Regions from separate parts of the Homo sapiens genome. Here region 2 is linked to region 1. The links are chromatin loops, found by intact Hi-C in ENCODE. Cell type or tissue: B cell. All regions are shown on one strand. Each heading gives the region's core, and the rest is flanking DNA. Links, peaks and the distances in the headings are about the cores only.

What was found. Peaks named below come from ENCODE experiments on the same cell type or tissue, not always from the same donor. Only the 100,000 strongest peaks of a DNase experiment are listed, where the experiment ranks them.
Region 2: it touches region 1 in a loop (10-fold over the local background); 3 of 110 quality-filtered maps call a loop at or near these places.

What each region holds. Positions count from the first base shown.
Region 1 is chr17:81,217,337-81,225,419 of GRCh38, reverse strand. It overlaps CEP131 (centrosomal protein 131), which reads left to right and starts at 2,455. Exons shown (of 26, transcript NM_014984.4): 1 at 2,455-2,651; 2 at 5,347-5,540. The coding sequence starts at 5,364. RefSeq lists silencers at 1,863-2,232, 2,393-2,722 and enhancers at 2,084-2,753, 2,754-3,423, 3,424-4,094. In B cell, for the core only: no CTCF peak of the experiment used is centred there; DNase peaks (open chromatin) are centred at 1,469 and 2,169; H3K4me3 peaks cover 1,858 bases; H3K27ac peaks cover 1,310 bases.
Region 2 is chr17:80,259,309-80,269,715 of GRCh38, reverse strand. RNF213 (ring finger protein 213) reads right to left here and starts at 8,864. Exons shown (of 68, transcript NM_001256071.3): 1 at 8,814-8,864; 2 at 5,938-6,142. The coding sequence starts at 6,034. RefSeq lists enhancers at 4,046-4,095, 4,754-4,833, 5,689-6,245, 5,984-6,273 and silencers at 6,195-6,412, 7,987-8,126, 8,507-8,856, 9,136-9,485. In B cell, for the core only: a CTCF peak has its summit at 6,148; DNase peaks (open chromatin) are centred at 5,115, 5,545, 6,135, 8,235 and 1 weaker place; H3K4me3 peaks cover 2,908 bases; H3K27ac peaks cover 4,253 bases.

The DNA of each region.
Region 1 (8,083 bases), core at 173-5,172:
AGAATTGCTTGAGCCTAGGAATTTGAGACTAGCCTGGGCAACATGTGAGACCCCATCTCTGCAACAACAACAACAACAAAAACACTAATCAAGACAATGTGGTAGGCCGGGCGCGGTGGCTCACGCCTGTAATCCCAGCACTTTGGGAGGCCAAGGCGGGCGGATCACGAGGTCAGGAGATCGAGACCATCCTGGCTAACACGGTGAAACCCCGTCTCTACTGAAAATACAAAAAAATTAGCCAGGCGTGGTGGCGGGCACCTGTAGTCCCAGCTACTCGGGAGGCTGAGGCAGAAGAATGGCGTGAACCCGGGAGGCGGAGCTTGCAGTGAGCTGAGATCGCGCCACTATGCTCCAGCCTGGGCAAAAATGCGAGACTCTGTTTCAAAAAAATAATAATAAATAAATAAATAAATAAGTAAACAAATAAAACCAATCCCTGACAATACCAAGAGCTGAGGAGGATGGGGAGCAACTGCAACACCTGTGGCACTGGTGGGAGCGTAGAGCTGTACAACTTCTTTGGAAAATAGCTTAGTAGGCCGATGTGGTGGCCCACGCCTGTAATCCCAGCACTTTGGGAGACCGAGGTGGGTGGATCACCTGAAGTCAGCAGTTCAAGACCAGCCTGGCCAATATGACAAAACCCTGTCTCTACTAAAAATACAAAAATTAGCCTGGCATGGTGACATGTGCCTGTAATACCAGCTACTCGGGAGGCTGAGGCAGGAGAATTGCTTGAGCCCAGGAAGTGGAGTTTGCAGTGAGCCAAGATCATGCCATTGCACTCCAGCCTGGGCGACAGAGGGAGACTCCATCTCGGAAAAAAAAGGAAAAAAAAGAAAAAGAAAATAGCTTGGCGGTTTCCTTTTTTTTTTCTTTTTCTTTTTTTTGAGATGGAGTCTTGCTCTGTCGCTCAGGCTGGAGTGCAGTGGTGATCTCCGCTCACCGCAATCTCTGCCTCCTGGGGTCAAGCGATTCTCCTGACTCAGCCTCCTGAGTAGCTGGGATTATAGGCAGACGCCACCAGGCACGGGTAATTTTTTTGTATTTTTACTAGAGACGGGGTTTTGCCATGTTGGCCAGGGTGATCTCGAACTCCTGACCTCAGGTGATCCGCCCACCTCAGTGTCCCAAAGTTCTGGAATTACAGGTGGGACCCACTGCGCCCGGCCGGCAGTTTCTTATAAACAATCATTTGATCCAGCAACCCCACTCCTGGGTATTTACACAAGAGAAATGAAAAGTTGTGTCCACACAGAAGCCGATGAGTGAATGTTTATGGCAGCGTCATTCATAATTGCCAAGCACCAGGAACAATCTCTGCGTCCTTCATTTGATGAATAAAACCATCAATAAATAAAACCATCTGAACCGGTGGTTCACACCGGTTACAGGATACCACTCAGCAATAAAGAGGAACCAGCATGAATCTCAAAATGCGAAGTGGTAGAAGCCAGACCCACAGGCGCGCTGCGCGACATCCCTTTTGTGTGACATTCTGGAAAAGGCTGCCTCTAGGGATGGAGAACAGAGAGAACTGAGCAGCCGCCACCAGCAGTCAGCAGGTACGGGATCCGGAGGGAGAATGTTCTGTAACTAAAGTTACACAACTCCACTGCACACCAAAAAATGTGGATTTTACTGAAACCAAACTTTTTATTTTACAGAGCACTGGACTTTTTAAAAAGCGGGGGCAGGGGAGACCAGTGTGCTGTGACTTTTAGGGGAAGGATGGCTTCCCTGGAGAGGACCTGGGCGGAATCCCCAGGGCTCCCGGAGAGAGGGGGAGTCACAGAGCGGCTACGCACGGGGCGCAGCGTTAAAACTTTGGAGAAGGAAAAAAAACAACAAAGCAGCGCGAAGGGAAGGAGGTCAGGGAGGTTAGCAAGGCGCCCACACGCCCTCGCAGTCGTACTGAGTAACGAGGGGAGTCGCGCACGTGGGTGGGGACAGAGCGGCCTAGGACACTGGGGGAGCCCCGGGCCGCGGGAGTGCGGCGGCCTGGGGGTGTCGGGGAGCCGAGCCGAGGCCGCGTGCTCCTCGCGCCCTCCCTGGTGTCTCCTCCCCAGGCCCTGCGTGCCCCGCCCACACCTGCCTTGCCCCGCCCACATCTGCCTCGCCCTACTCGCCCATCACACCCCCACCTCACGCCCCGCCCACAACCGCTGGGGCCCCGCCCCTGCCCGGCCAGCTCCTCCCGCCGCCCTCGGTCCCCCGCCCCCTATATGACCCGCCCCTTTCCAGCCGCGTCCAATCGGCCGCTCTCTGTAGTCGCGTCCCTCAGCCATCCGCCGCTCCTCCCACGCTTGAACTTCCCGAAGGACAGCCGAGCGGCCCAATGAGCTCCCGGGACGGCCTGAGCGGGAGCGTGAAGGGCCAATCCGGAGTCGGCGCGCGCAGGAAAGGCGGGCCGGCGTGACGGGCTGGGGAGGTGGTGCCAGGCTGGTTGCTAGCTGCCGCCGCTGCTCACCCCGGCCGTCCGGCCGCTTCATTGTCACCGGGCCTCGGGGCAGTGTTGGGGGTGGCGGGGCGCCAGGTCGCCGACCCGAGGTTTGGGCGCGACTGGTTCCGCATCCCCTCCCCGCCGGCCGAATCTGCAGGCCCCGCGCGCCAGGCAGGCTTCGCGGCTGCGCCCCCGGCCCGCGCAGGTGAGGGGGGCCCGGGCAAGGGAGGGGGTTGCAGGGCGCACGGAGGTTGGAGGGGTCCGGAGCCCGCGCAGGTGGGAGGCCCTGGTCCAGTGATGAAGTGATGGGGATCCGGGGCACGCACAGGTGAGTGGGGGGATCTGGTGCCCGCGCAATTGAAGGCGGGATCCGGGGGAAGTGAGGGGGATCCAGGGTGCGCACAGGTGAGGGAGGTCCGGGGCCCGCGCAGGTGAAGACAGGCTCGTGCCTGAGGGTGTGGGTCCCCACCTCCATCCCCTCCACCCTCTCCACCTCCCTCCACTCCCCTCCGGTCCCCAGGACAACATGGAGTCCAGTCCCGGCATCTCTGGCCCGGCTGCCTTAAGCCCTGGGGAAAATGGGGAGATGGGAGCTGCCCTGAGGACAAGTGGAGGGCTCTGCTCTGCGCGTGGGCTCTGGCCTCTCTGTCCAGGGTCAGGGTCAGGGTCAGGGTCAGCCCACCCTGGGAACCAGGTCCTGGCGCTGGTCATCAGTCCCCGCCCCTTCAGGTCCTGGGAGGGACACAGTTTTATCCAAGATGTAGTGGCCTCCCAGGCCTCCCTTCTTCTGGCTTGGAGGTTTCCATGGAGAGGCCCCGTTCGCCATCCCAGAGCCGCTTGCAAGTGTGGCTGGGAGAGCAGAGTCCTGGGCTCCAAGGGCTTGCATGGGTCCAGCCAGGGGTGGACAGTGCCCTGCAGGAGGAGGGTGTTAAGTTTCTTCCGCACAGCCGGAAGTGCATAACTGAGGACTGGGACCTGGTCAGTGGCAGGGTCAGCCTCTAGGGAGTAGGGGTATCCATCGCTCCGTGGAAGGGACCTTGGGGGACCTGCTGTGGGGTGCCGGGCTGAAGGAAGCCCAGGGTGACCTTGGGCGATAGGCTGGGTGCCTGCTGGCCTACTGGAGGCCACCGTGGCAGGGAGGTAATTCTCGAGGTTGGTCCCTGGCGCCAGCTTCTCCCGTTCATCTACGGGTTCAGCTGAGTGCCTTTCCCTGCAGGTGCTGGGGTTGCTCAGGAGCCACACAATTCATAAACCAACTGTGTGCGGCCACAGGAAGGGAGTCCGAGCCGGATGGGGAGTGAAGAGTGATGGGTGCTCAAGGAAGGCCTCTGAGTGCAGGGAGGGAGTGTCCTGAGACCTAGAGGCAGGGGACTGGCCGGGGCCAAGCTGGCTGAGTTTGAGGAGAACCAGGGAGGCTGTGTTGGCTAAAGCCACAACAAAGGGGCACAGCAGGGGAGCTGGCGAGGTCACAGAGAGTACAGGGCCAGATCTTGCAGGAGTTGGATGTGTAGACTTTATTCTCTGTGCCTAGGAAGCTGTTGCAGGGTTTTTGGCAGGGGCACATGCACGAGCTGAGACCCGTTCAGAAAGATCAGAAAGACTCGTTCAGAAAGAGGTGCCATGTGGGGACGGGCTGGGGGCCGGCAGGGTTTGCTCTGAGAAGTTCCAAAGTAAGGAAGCCAGCATCCCCAAGCTAATCCCCTCGATCGATCGTCAGAACCCCCGTCCCCTGCTGGAATAACACATTACCCAGGGAGTGTTTGCCCGGTGCAGCCTTGAGGCCTTGAGACCAGCATCTTGTCTGGACCTCACAAAACCACTCCCGCGTTTTTTTTTTTTTTTTTTTTTTGAGATGGAGTCTCGCTATGTTGCCCAGGCTGGAGTGCAGTGTCACGATCTTGGCTCACTGTAAACTCCGCCTACCAGGTTCAAGTAATTCCCCTGCTTCAGCCTCCCAAGTAGTTGGGATTACAGGCGCTCGCCACCACGCCCGGCTAATTTTTTGAAGTTTTTAGTAGAGGTGGGGTTTCACTGTGTTGCTTAGGCTGGTCTTGAACTCCTGAGCTCAGGCAATCTGCCTGCCTTGGTCTCCCAAAGTGCTGGGATTACAGGAGTGAGCCACTGTGCCCGGCCAACACGCAACCCCTTTTTAAAATGTGTATTTTTACTTAGGGGCCGGGTACGGTGGCTCATGCCTGTAATCCCAGCACTTTGGGAGGCCGAGGCAGGCGAATCACCTGAGGTCAGGAGTTCGAGACCAGCCTGGCCAACATGGCAAAACCCCGTTTCTACTTCTACTAAAAATACAAAAATTAGCCAGGCGTGGTGGCGGGCACCTGTAATCCCAGCTACTCAGGAGGCTGAGGCAGGAGAATCGCTTGAACCCGGGAGGCAGAGGTGGCAATGAGCCGAGATCGCGCCACTGCACTCCAGCCTGGGTGACAAGAACGAGACTCTGTTTCAAAAACATAATAAAATAAAAAATAAATCAAATGTCCCTTTTACAGAAGAAAACAGTGGGGCTCGGGGCAGTGACTTTCTCAGAATCACGGTGTGGGGTAGATGGCAGAACCTGGCTCACATCGACAATGGCCTGTGGCCCAGGCTCCCTCTGGGGTGCTGCTGGCTTATTCCCACCCACGGGCCTTGCCCTCGCCACCCACCTGTCCATCATCCAGGGCCCTCCTGCCCTGGCATACACTGACATTGGGCTCAGAACAGCTCCCTCATGTTCCTGTCGAGGAGCCTGCCACCAGCCAGAGGGGTGCATAGGTTGTGACAGGCCTTCCCAGGAAGTTTGGTGGCCAGTGGACCCAGCTGAGGCTGGGCTGGAGATGGTGGGTGCAGGGGACTGTAGTTCCCCCACGGCATCTCATTGCAGCTCTTGCTTCCCCGCTCAGGACCTGCCTTGTCCACCATGAAAGGCACCCGGGCCATCGGCAGCGTCCCGGAGCGCAGCCCAGCAGGTGTGGACCTGAGTCTGACAGGTCTCCCTCCGCCTGTGTCCCGGCGTCCTGGCAGTGCCGCCACCACCAAGCCCATCGTCCGCTCTGTCTCCGTGGTCACAGGCAGCGAGCAGAAGAGGAAGGTGCTGGTGAGTACTGTGGCCTAGGAGTCCGGGCCCCTGCCTCCTGGAGGGCTGTTGTTCAGTTGGCATCTGACCCCTGGGTCCAGCTCCACAGGTGAACAAGTGCCTCACATCTGGACATGCTGGATCCTCGTGGCTGTTCCAGGAGGCAGGTAGGACTTGAGTCTTACAGGCGTGGGTGCTGAATCACTAGAAAGTCAAGCCAGAGCTTGGATTCTTTCAGCAACAGCCCCAGGCCTCCTGTGCCACCGCCCTTTGGATTTGTTTGAATCCTCAGGAAATGGGGTTGGCTGGGCTCGGTGGCTCACGCCTGTAATCTCAGCACTTTGGGAGGCCGAGGCAGGCGGGTCATCTGAGGTCAGCAGTTCAAGACCAGCCTGACCAACATGGTGAAACTCCGTCTCTACTAAAGATACAAAAAAAAATTAGCCGGGCATGGTGGTGCATGCCTGTAATCCTAGCTACTCGGGAGGCTGAGGCAGGAGATTTGCTCGAACCCAGGAGGCAGAGGTTGCGGTGAGCCGAGATCGTGCCGTTGCACTCCAGCCTGGCGACAGAGTGAGATGCCATCTCAAAAAAAAAAAAAAAAGAAAGAAATGGGGTTGACCTGTGGGGAGGGGTGATGAGCTCCTGGTGGCCTTGGAGAAACCTAGACGGGTGTGTGGGTGTGTGGGCAGCAGGACAGCCGTGGGAGCTTCGGGGTGAGAGCTGCCTTTCCTGCCCACCTCTGGGAGTAGGGAGGAGGGTGGGTGGTTCCCAGATGGGGGCTGTGAAAGGCAGGCCGGGCCTGCTGCACCCTGAGTTGGTGTCTGCCAGGCCCAGTCTTTGGGGCAAGGGAGGAATCGAGCCGCTCTGTGGGGGTTGGGGCAGAGCCTGACCAGAGTCTGGCCTGAGCTTCCGAATAGCAAGGGCCTGGGGGCCTTGGCTTCCATGCGGCAGCCGGTCTGGGGCTCCCTGCCTGAGGTCCGTGCCAGGCAACATAGCAGGGCAGAGAGAAGGGGTCTGGAGGGCAGTTGAGGCTTCCCACAGGAACCCCTGGCAGGCCCAGGCCAGGGTTCCACTGTGAATAAAAGGCTTGGACCTCCCCCTTCTCCTTGAAAAAGTTATTCCTGTGTCTGCCCTAGAAGCACCCCCAGGTGGGCAGGGTGTGGCCCGCCAGACGGCTAGCCGAGTTCCGGGGTAAGGGCAGCCGGGCCAGTAGCGGACCCTTGGACCAAGCAGGTTCCCAAAGCCTGGGCCAGCAGGGCGGGGACCCGGGATGTCCTGATGTGTCATTGTGGCCGGCAGGTTGTCTAAAGATGTGGTACGCCTCTAGGCATTTACAGACGTAAGCTGTGAAAATAAAAATATGCTGCACTGTTTTAGCAGAGGGGTAACCAGCTTGGGCTAGAGCCGTCTCTGAGCCTGCTGCCTCTCCTGTCCGCAGCCCTGCTCCTGCGTCACTGACCCCCTCGCCCACCTGCCTTGGCCCCTCCCGCTGTTTCTAAAGCCCTAGGTTCATGGCACATGGGGCGGGGAAGACGCACTCGAAATCGCAGATCTGGGCTGGGCGAGGTGGCTCACGCCCGTGATCCCAGCACTTTGGGAGGTTGAGGCGGGTGGATCACCTGAGGTCAGGAGTTCAATACCAGCCTGGCCAACATAGTGAAACCCTGCCTCTACTGAAAATGCAAAAATTAGCCGGGCGTGGTGGCGCGCACCCTTAATCCCAGCTACTCAGGAGGCTGAGACAGGAGAGTTGCTTGAACCCGGGCGGAGGAGGCTGCAGTGAGCCGAGATCATGCCACTGTACTCCAGCCTGGGCGAAAGAGCAAGACTCTGTCTCAAAAAAAGAAAGAAAGAAAGAAAGAGGGAGGGGGAGGGGGAGGGAGAGGGAGAGGGAGAAGGAGAAAGAAAGAAATTGCAGCTCTCTTGTTGTGTGGAGACTGTTGTAAAAGTTTCCGGGCTTTCTAGTAGATGGTCTTTCGGCGGCATGGCCAGGCTCTATCCGCGGCCGACCCAGGCACCTAACCACACTCCCAGCCTTTCTGCTGGGAAATGTTCTGTTGCTGAGTAGAGGTTCAAAGCCACAGCGAGCGCTACTCATATCGATCCCTCCTTTCCTCGGCTGGTACCATTGCCCGCTCCCGCAGTGTTGAGTGGCGACTGCTAACAGTCCCCTCGTTCATGGAATGTTCCAGCTGTTCACTTCAATTCTTTGAGGCCCTCGCTCGATCCGAGACGGCCCCACCCCTGCATGCCTGTCTGCCTTCTGTTGTGCCCATGGTGGGAGCTCGGGAACTGCTGGTGGAAGAGGAACCCCCGCCAGTGTGTGACGTGACCTCAGGGGTTTCTGTTGTGCCCGGTCCCCATCCTCTCGGCCACCTGCCCTGCTACCACTCAGTCTCATCGGGATTCCTGGAGAGCATTTGTTTTGGCCAGGCATGGCTTCACACCTGTACAAGGCGGCACGTGATTCTCTTCCTCCTGGTGTTTGTGGGTGGGGTGGGGTGCTGTCCCCTGGCTCGGAGACCTTCTCGGTGGCCATTGGCCTGGGGTTTCCACTCTAC
Region 2 (10,407 bases), core at 3,241-8,240, 960 kb after region 1:
GGATAGATACATAAGATAGATACATAGATAGAACAGATGAATGGATGGATGGATAGATTGATGGATGAATAGATAGATAAGCTAGATGAATGGATAGACAGATGATAGATAAACAGATAGGATGGACGGATAGATAGTATAGATGGATGGACAGATAGAATAGATGGATAGATGAATGGATGAATAGAAAGAGGATGGATGGATAGATAGAATAGATGAATGGATGGATGGATAGATAGAATAGATGAATGGATGGATGAATAGATGGATGGATAGATAGAATAGATGAATGGATGGATGGATGGATAGATGATAGGACAGATGGATAGGTGGATAGATAGATAGGGTAGGTGGACAGATAGGGTAGAGGGATGGATAGACGGTGTGATGGTTAATATCAGGTGTCAATTTGATTGGGTTGAAGGATGCCTAGGTAGTTGGTAAAGTATTGTTCTGGTTGTGTCTGTGAGGGTGTTGTCAGAGGAGACTGACATTTGAGTCAATGGCCTGGGAGAGGAAGACCCACCCTCTATGTGGGTGGGCAGCATCCAGTCAGCTGCCAGCGTGGCTAGAACAAAGCAGGCAGAAGGTGGGGTAAGCTGGCTCGCTGAGTCTTCTGGCTTTCATCTTCCTCCTATGCTGGATGCTTCCTCACGTTCCTCTTGCCCTTGGACATCACACTTCAGGTTCTTTGGCCTTTGGAAACTTGGACTTACGCCAGTGGTTTGCCAGGGGGATCTCGGGTCTTCAGCCACAGACTGAAGGCTACACTGTCGGCTTCCCTGCTTTTGAGGCTTTTGGACTCAGACTGAGCAACTACTGGCTTCTTTCTTTCCCAGCTTGCAGACGGCCTACCATGGGACTTCACCTTGTGATTGTGTGAGCCAATTCTCCATAATACACTCCCTTTCTTACAGACATAGATCCTATTAGTTCTGTCCCTTTAGAGAACCCTAATACAGACTTATAGATAGATGGATAGATAGGATAGATAGATAAGATGGATGGATAGGTACATGGATGAATGGATGGATGGATAATTGATAGAAGACAGATGACAGATAGATAGACAGATAAACGGATGGATGGATGGATGGATGGATGGACAAACAGATGGATGAGAGAGGATGTATTAGGAGAATTGGCTCACACGACTATGGAGGCTGAGAAATCACCATTTGATTAAGCTTACGATCATTCATTTTCATTCCCAAGATCCACCCGTCTTCCACAAAGGCCAAATAGGGGAGGTGAATGGGAATCCCCACCCCTGCATCTTTGGAGTGCTTGGTGGTGGCACTAATCCCTGCAGTCCCTCCGGGGATGCAGTACTGCCTTTTTTTTTTTTTTTTTTTTTTTTTCTGAGACAGGGTCTCACTGTCGACCCAGGCTGGAGTGCAGTGGTATGATCACGGCTCACTGCAGCGTTGACCTCCTGGGCTCCAGCAATCCTGCCATGCACACCCATGCTCACTGTAGCACGATTCACAATAGCCAAGATATGGAATCCACCAACTATCCAACAATGGACGTTGAAGAAAATGTGGTACATATACATAATGGAACACTACTCGGCCTTAAAAAAGAATAAAATTGGCCAGGTGCAATGGTTCATGCCTATAGCCCCGGTACTTTGGGAGGCAGAGGCAGGGGGATCACTTGAGGTCAAGGAGTTGGAGACCAGCAATGCTAATATGGAGAAACCCTATCTCTAATAAAAAATACAATATTAGCCGGAAGTGGTGGCACACACCTGTAATCCCAGCTACTTGGGAGGCTGAGGCAGGAGAATTGCTTGAACCTGGGAGGCGGAGGTTGCAGTGAGCTGAGGACCAGCCACTGCACTCCAGCCTGGGAGACAGACCAAGACCCTGTCTCAAAAAAAAAAAAAGAAAAGAAAATCTGCTGTTGAGTAGAGCCACCTCCATCAATAACCTTAGCCAGATCTGGAGAACTTACTGCAGCTTCTCCAGCAGCACTCGCTGCTTCACCTTGCACTTTTATGTTATGGAGATGACTGCTTTCCTAAAACCTCATAAACCAGTCTCTGCTAGCTTCAAGATCTTCTCTGCAGCCTCCTCAACTCTGTCAGCCTGTGTGGAATTGTGGCTACAGGAGAGTTAGGGCTTTACTGTGGATTCGGCTGTGGTTTAAGGGAATGTTGTGACTGGTTTGACCTCTCCAGACATTGCAAACTCTCTCCATATCACAATAAGGCTGTTTCACTCTCTAATCATTTGTGTGTTCATTGGAGTAGCACTTTTTTTCTTTTTTGGGATGGAGTCTCGCTCTGTCGCCAGGCTGGAGTGCAGTGGCGTGATCTCGGCTCACTGCAACCTCCACCTCCTGGGTTCAAGTGATTCTCTCCTGCCTCAGCCTCCCGAGTAGCTGGGACTACAGGTACACGCCACCATGCCTAGCTAATTTTTGTATTTTTAGTAGACATGGGTTTTCACCATATTGGCCAGGATGGTCTCTTTTTTTTCTTTTTTTTTTTTGAGACAGAGTCTCGCTGTTGTCACCCAGGCTGGAGTGCAGTGGCACAATCTCAGCTCACTGCAACCTCCGTCTCCTGGGTTCAAGCAATTCTTGTGCCTCAGCCTCCCAAGAAGCTGGGATTACAGGCATGAGCCACCACACCCAGCTAATTTTTGCATTTTTAGTAGAGACGGGGTTTCACCACGTTGGCCAGGCTGGTCTCAAACTCCTGACCTCAGGTGATCCACCTACCTCAGCCTCCCAAAGTGCTGGGGGCACTTTTAATTTCTTTCAAAAACTTTTCCTTTGCATTTACAACTTGGCTAACCATTTGGTGCAAGAGGCCTAGCTATCAGCCTATCTCAGCTTTCAACATGCCTTCCTCAAGAAGCTTAATCATGTCTAACTCTTGATTTAAAGTGAGAGACATGAGGCCAGGTGCGGTGGGTGGCTCACACCTGTAATCCCAGCACTTTGAGAGGCCAAGGTGGGCGCATCACTTGAGGTCAGGAGTTTGATACCAACCTGGCCAACATGGTGAAACGCCGTCTCTACTAAAAATATAAAAAATAGCTGAGGGTGGTGCCTCACGCCTGTAATCCCCGCTACTTGGGAGGCTGAGGCAGGAACATCACTTGAACCTGGGAGGTAAAGGTTGCAGTGAGCTGAAATGGCACCACTGCACTCCAGCCTGGGTGACAGAGCAAGACTCTGTCTCAAAACAATGAAATAAAATTTTAAAAAATAAAGTGAGAGGCAAGAGACTTTTCATTTGAGCACTGAGAGACCACTGTAAGGCTTTTTTTTTCCTTTTCTTTTCTTCTAAGACAGGGTCTCACTCTGTCACCCAGGCTGGAGTGCAGTGGGACAATCATGGCTTACTGCAGCCTCGACTTCCCAGGCTCAAGTGATCCTCCTGCTCCAGCTAATTCTTGTATTTTTTTTTCTTTTTTTTTTTTGTAGAGATGGGGCTCCACCATGTTGCTTAGGCTGCTCTCGAACTCCTGGGCTCAAGCGATCTACTCACCTCGGCCTCCCAAAGTGCTGGGATTACAGGCGTGAACCACCACGCCTAGTAAGGTGGGCCACCTTTTGATCCATGTTTCAGCCAACCAAACAAAGACTCAGAGGCCTTCCTAACTCTACCAGCTGCAACATGAAATGCATAATCTCTGCTAGTGGGCCCACACTACTAAACTCAACCTGACTCAACTTTATATCATTTGGAACTCAATGTCTCCAGCCTGGCCATGGGCTTCCCATGTCCCCATCCCAACTTGAAGGATCCCTTCCTTTGCCACCCAATGTCCTCACTTTTTTTTTCTTGTAATACAGAGATGGAGTCTTTCTACATTGCCCAGGCTGGTCTCAAACTCCTAGGCTCAAGTGATCCTCCCACCTTGGCCTGCAAACATGCTGGGGTTGTAGGTGTGAACCACGGCATCCGGCTTAAGTGCCCCCACTTTAACAGCAGACGCCCTGCATGCCTGGAAGCTCAGCTTTCATTTTAACTCAGCTAATCGCGTGAGAGCTGGTGCTCGATTTTCTACAATTTCAACCCTGTGGCTACAGGAGAGAAGATTCTGATCCAGGGCACACTAAGAAACTCTCAGATCATTTATGCAGAGCTGCAGCCCAGACATCGAATCCCTGAGTTCATCCTTTTCACCACTTTCTCAGTGACGCTGGGGGCAACCAGCCAGCATCACTGTATTTCTTGGTTTTCGATAAATGTTCAAAAGCATCATGTACAGAGTCACCAAATTCCTGGCCTCTTACAAGTGGTGAATTAGGAGTCTCAAGTGCATTTGCTTTGCATGCCTCTAGAAACAGTTCATGCTGCGCACTACCAGTGCTCTCCGCACTATTATTAATAGAAGTGGAGCCCTTAGGCTGGGCGCGGTGGCTCACGCCTATAATCCCAGCACTTTGTGAGGCCGAGGCGGGTGGATCACCTGAGGTCAGGAGTTCAAAACCAGCCTGGCCAACATGGTGAAACCCCATCTCTACTAAAAATACAGAAATTAGCCGGGAGTGGTGGTGGGTACCAGTAGTCCCAGCTACTTGGGAGGCTGAGGCAGAAGAATCACTTGAACCCGGGAGGCAGAGGTTGCAGTGAGCTGAGATTTCGCCACTGCTCTCTAGCCAGAGCAACAAGAACAAAAAAACTCCCTCTAAAAAAAAAAAAAAAAACAAACAAACATGGAAGGACTGGGGCTCACACCCTTGAAGGACAACATCGGAGAGACCCCATGGCGAGCAGCTGGGCAAAGACTGAAAGAGGGGAAGGAGGGAGCCAGGCCGCCCTCTGGGGAAGGGTGGTGCAAAGGCCCTGCGGTGGAAGCACACCTGGTGTATCCAGGAAGGGCCAGAAGGTGGTGGGCTCTGGGGACAGGAGAGGGAGCCAAGAGGAATGGGGTGGGCAGCCGTCTATGTAGGACCTCGTGGCCACCGTAAGGGCTCCTGCTTGTCCTGAGTTACAGCGGGGGCAGGGGCGGATCTTGTAAGGGGGTCTGTGGTTTGACTGTCTGCTGTGCTGAGCAGGAAGCAGGAAGGCAGCATGCAGCGTGGAGGCGGGGAGACCAGCAGGGCCCTCTGCATGTGGGTCATGGAGGAAGGAGAGGGCCCCGGGGTGATGGGTCCGATAGAAGCAGCTGGAAGAATGAGGTGCCCTCACCAGTGGAGGTGGGGCTGGGCTTTGGACACAGAAAGGCTGAAGGTCTGGGGGCTGCTAGTTTTAGGGTTGGTGTTTAAAACCCGGGAGGAGGGGAACCAGTCTGAGGCCCCAGAAGCCAACAAAATTGAGAATGGACTCAAGATGCTCAGCAGGCAAGGCCCGCCTGACACTGCCCCGCTCCTGTCTCTCCACTGGCCTCCCGAGCCAGGGAGGTGCCTGGACAGGTCCTGGGGCCCCCTCACGGCCCCTCAAAAACTAACCCAGGCAGAGCTCTCAACCCCTGCAGAGCCTCAAACTCTGCTTCCCTGCAGCATTCTCTGAAACTCTCTATGAAGCCCTCAGCTCAGCCCGACACTTCTCATTCCCAAGGGGAAGAAAAACCGTGAGCTCTCTCTAGGAAATGAAACTGAAAATTTTCAAAAGCAGGAACCTCCAGCAAAGACCCCGACAAAACTTCTTGTTTTGTCCTCTCCCTGCCCTGGCCCTGCCCTCTCCTCCCACTCGGGTGGGCTCACTCAGGCCGGGCCTGAACGAGGGACGGAAGCACTGGGTGGTGGTCCCCTGGCTTGACCTGTGTGGGAGACTAATCTATGCCACCCCAAAACAGACTCTGTGGTCACTTTTGAGATGGCTATTCAGAGCCACAGAGCCTCAGTAGCCACAGAGGACCTCGGCCCCACCTGAGCTGCCTGCTGCCCAGGGTTTCCATTTCCTGGAAGGGAGGTGAGACATCTCCAGGGGTCCCCACTGCCCCAGCCTCCACCAGCACCCCTGGGCCTCACCTGCTATGGGGGCTGCAGGAGGCAGCCTCTCTCCGCACTGGCTGCAGAACTTGGGGGTTTCCTCCTTGGAGACATGCTGGCACGAAGGACACTCCATGGGTCCTGCTGGGACTGCCCTGCAGATCCAGAAGCAAGAGCAGGAGTCGCTGGCAGCCTGCTATATACTACATGTCCTGTCACGTGACCACGGCTTCAGTTTCATTTTCTGCGAAAGTGAAATCACAGCAGCCCAGCTGGTCCCCTGGTTAATGGAAACCCAACAGGAGCACAGCCCAAGCCCAGCCCCTCCCCGCTCTGTGCTGCCCCCTTGGCTCTCAAGCTTTTGCAGTCTCTGCCCTGGTCCCTCATTCAGCCAGCCTAGAACCATCCCTGCTGCTGAGAACATGGGTTGGGCTGGGTGGGGATAGGGGATGCTCCAGGCAGGCGTGGGGCAGCCACGTGCTGTTCGGCAGGGTCCCACGGCCTGCCCTGAGCAAGGCGCTCAGCCTGCTGATGCCTCACCCTCCTCATCCTCTTAAGGGGACTAAAGCACCTGCCCCACAGGTGATGGGGCCTGAGCAGGCAGCCCAGGGCTACTGGGCTGGCAGTCAGATTCCTAGTAATGGGGGGAGGCTGCCATCCACAAAGCGCGCCACTCTGCACTGACCACCTGCCCTCAGAACAGCCTCTGCGGTGGATGGCATCAAACCAGACCAAGGCCAGGACTCAGGCCTCCGGGGTCACTTCTTGCATCCAGGGTGAGAGTGGAGATGGCGTTTGGGCGCTTGGCCACCTAACAGTGGAGGACCTGACTCTCTCCCTCCCCAGTAAGAAGCCTCAGGGCACACTGGCCCACCCACCACCTTCTTCTGCTGGCTTGGAACCAAAGAACTCCACTGGGGCAGTGGCTGGAGCGGCAGCTGACTGGTGCCTTCAGCAGCCAGGAGGACACTCAGGCCCCCTCCCTGCCCTGGCCCTGCCCTCTCCTCCCACTGGGGTGGGCTCACTCAGGCTGGGCCTGAACGAGGGACGGAGGCACTGGGTGGGGTTCCCTGGCTTGACCTGTGTGGGAGACTAATCTATGCCACCCCAAAACAGATTCTGTGGTCAATTTTGAGATGGCTATTCAGAGCAACCACATACTCAGGAGTTCTGGGAAGCTATCCTTTTGTAAAAGGCTATAAAGGAAATCCACACCATGAAACAGCAGAATGGAGCAGAAGCTCTCTCTGAGGCCCCATTATCTGCCTAGAGGGATCTAGGAACGGTCCCAGGGACACACAAGAGGAGTGCCTGCGGCCTCGCCAGTTCCTCTGAGAGCAGCTCTGAGATCACCTGAGTGATTATCTGCACAACAAGACAACCCTGCACACCTCCCCTCTCCAGCCCCAAGCCCCTGTCCCAATGCCATAAAAACATCAATCATCTGTCTTCTGCAGTCTTCTCTTTGATGAGGTTCCCAATAGGTGTATGGGACAATTTGCATCCCTTTTCTCCAGGTCTGCTGCCCTTTTATTCCAGAGACTAAAATTATCTCTCCTTCAGAGTAGAAGGAGAGTTTAAAACTCCCCTACCCCTGCCACAGCCAAGCCCTGGCTCCCACCGTACCTCCTCCCCTCCACACTCTACCTGAAACAACCACCAGTGGACACTCCCTCCCTCAAACACCTTCAATGACTCCCCACCGCCCAGGCCTCTTTCTTTCCACCCGAAGTGTTTCCTTCTCCAATGCTACACTGGGGAACCACAGACCAGAAAACTCGAAAAATCCTCCAAAAAGCATTTTTTGTTTGTTTGACAGTTTCACCCAGGCTGGAGTACAGTGGGCAATCTCAGCTCACTGCAACCTCCGCCTCCCGGGCTCTAGCGATTCTCCCGCCTCAGTCTCCCAAGTAGGTGGAGTTACAGGCATGCGCCACCACACCCGGCTAATTTTTTGTGTTTTTAGTAGAAACGGGGTTTCATGTTGGCCAGGCTGGTCTCGAACTCCCGACCTCAGGTGACCCACCCGCCTTGGCCTCCCAAAGTTTTGGGATTACAGGCATTAGCCACTGCGCCCGGCCCCCTAAAGCATCTTATTGTTCCATCTGCTCTAGGGGCCGGAAGACACAAGAGAGAGCCCCAGGCACCCAACACTGTTGCATTCAATCCGCTTCCTGTCTTTTCTCTGACATTTTTTCCCAAGCACAGACACTGCCACCCAAATCAAAGCCCATCCCCCAACCACAACCAAAGTCAACAAGGTGGGGGCAGGGAAGGGCCACCACCATGTTTGCACAGCTCCTTCCCCTCCCGCCCTGGACTCCCCCAGGGCCCGGCCCGCCGGCTTGCAGGCAGCCATCCGGGAGGGGTGCCCACCCTGGCCTTGAGCCCCGCGCTCGGGCGACTTCGCCAAGTCGGAAGGACGCTGCGCGGTGCGGTTCAGACGGGGCGATGCCTCCCTCGTAAAAGTTAGGAGTCTGTTTTTGCAACTTCACTTTTCCGTTGTTGCCATTCGTACAGGCGCAGGATTCCCGGGCGGACCTGCAGGCCCGGGTCCGGCTGTCCCCTTCCACTACACCCCCCGTGCCCCGGCCACTTCCCGGGGGCAGCACTGCCGGGGCGCAAAGCCTCCTCCGCGCTCTGCGCTCCGGGGATGTCGCCGGGGTCCCAGGCGTGCCCGCTGCCCCCACCCCGACCCCTCCCGCAGCCGGGGAACAGGGTCAGTGGGCGCCGCGGGCGGGGCTGGACCGGGCACCCCGGCGGCGAAACCGAAACTTGGAGCCGGCAGGAAGAGGCGGCCGGGAGGGGCATCCGGACGCAGGCGCCGCTCCCCGGGACCCGGCCCGCCGGCCCGCGGGGCCCACTGTATCCTAGCCCGCTCCCCGCCCCGGGAGACTCTCCAGGCCCGCTCGCACCTGCGGCCCCCGAGCTCGCCGCCTGCCGCGCGCTGTCGCCCCTCGGGTCACGGGGCCCTGGGCCCCGCCCTGCCCGCCGCCGCCGCCGCCGGCCCCGCCCTGCCCGCCGCCGCCGCCGCCGGCCCCGCCCTGCCCGCCGCCGCCGCCGCCGGCCCCGCCCTGCCCGCCGCCGCCGCCGCCGGCCCCGCCCTGCCCGCCGCCGCCGCCGCCGGCCCCGCCCTGCCCGCCGCCGCCGCCGCCGGCCCCGCCCTGCCCGCCGCCGCCGCCGCCGGCCCCGCCCTGCCCGCCGCCGCCGCCGCCGGCCCCGCCCTGCCCGCCGCCGCCGCCGCCGGCCCCGCCCTGCCCGCCGCCGCCGCCGCCGGCCCCGCCCTGCCCGCCGCCGCCGCCGGCCCCGCGCAGGCGTGTGCGGAATTCCCCGCCGGTGGCGCCTCCCAGTGACTCCGGGCCCCCAGCCCCCGGGAGGCGCCTCGGGCCGCTGCGCGCCGGGTACAGACGCGGGAGGGGCCTCGGTTCCCGCCAGGCGTGGGGCGCATGCGGGTCTCCCGGAAGCCCAGACCCCGGGCAGGCCCGAGCAGCCGAGTGGGGCGGGACAGGCGCGCCCCCCGCCCCGGCGCCCAGCACCTCGGACAGTGTCTGCGGCCGCGCAGAGCCGGCGGCCAGCCTGGGAGCGGCCCAGAGGGCGCCCGGCGGGTGCAGTGGACGTCGTCAGCGCGCCGCGTGGGGGCCTTTGCAGATTAAGGGACCTCCGCGGCCCCGCGCGGAGCGCTCTGTCACTGATGATGGAGGGGCCACGGCGGTCCGCACCATCCCCCGTGCCTCAGTTTTCCCATCTGTGAGGCTCATGGTGTGACCAGGGACCTCCGTTTTAAAATCACCCACTTTCTTTTTCTTCCTTCTCCTCTCACCCCTTCATCCCGTCCCTCTCTGGACACTGCGCCCCTCTGCGCATTCCAGAGGGGACCCTCATCCTGAAACAATTCCCGGCGCGGAACCCCAGCTGAATGCTCCTGCTTGGGGCGGGGGGTCGCCAACAATTAGTCCAACATCCTCGACAGCCACCCCTCCTAACCGACAACTGCCCACGACAGCCATGGGAACAAGACACAGACCCTGCCCTTACCCCACTCCCCACGGTGCCCACGGCAAGTTTCCCTAGAAGAACTCGATGGCAGCCTGGGCAACATAGAGAGACCCCATCTCTACAAAAAAAATCATTTAAAAAAATTAGCTGGGCGTGGTGGTGCACCTGAAGAGGCTGAGGCAAGAGGATCGTTTGAGCCCAGGGAGCTCCAGGCTGCAGTGAGTCGTGATCATACCACTGCACTCCAGCCTGGATGACAAAGTGAGATCTTGCCTCAAAAACTAACAAACACACAAAACCTGAGGATAAATTTTTAATTTTAGGGTGGCACTTTATTTATTGTTTGTTTGTTTTTTGGAGACAGTCTCACTCTATACCCCAGGCTGGAGTGCAGTGGCGTGATCTTGGCTCACTGCAAACTCCACCTCCCAGTTCAAGTGATTCTCATGCCTCAGCCTCCCGAGTAGCTGGGATTACAAGCGCCCGCCACCAAGCCTGGCTAATTTTTGTATT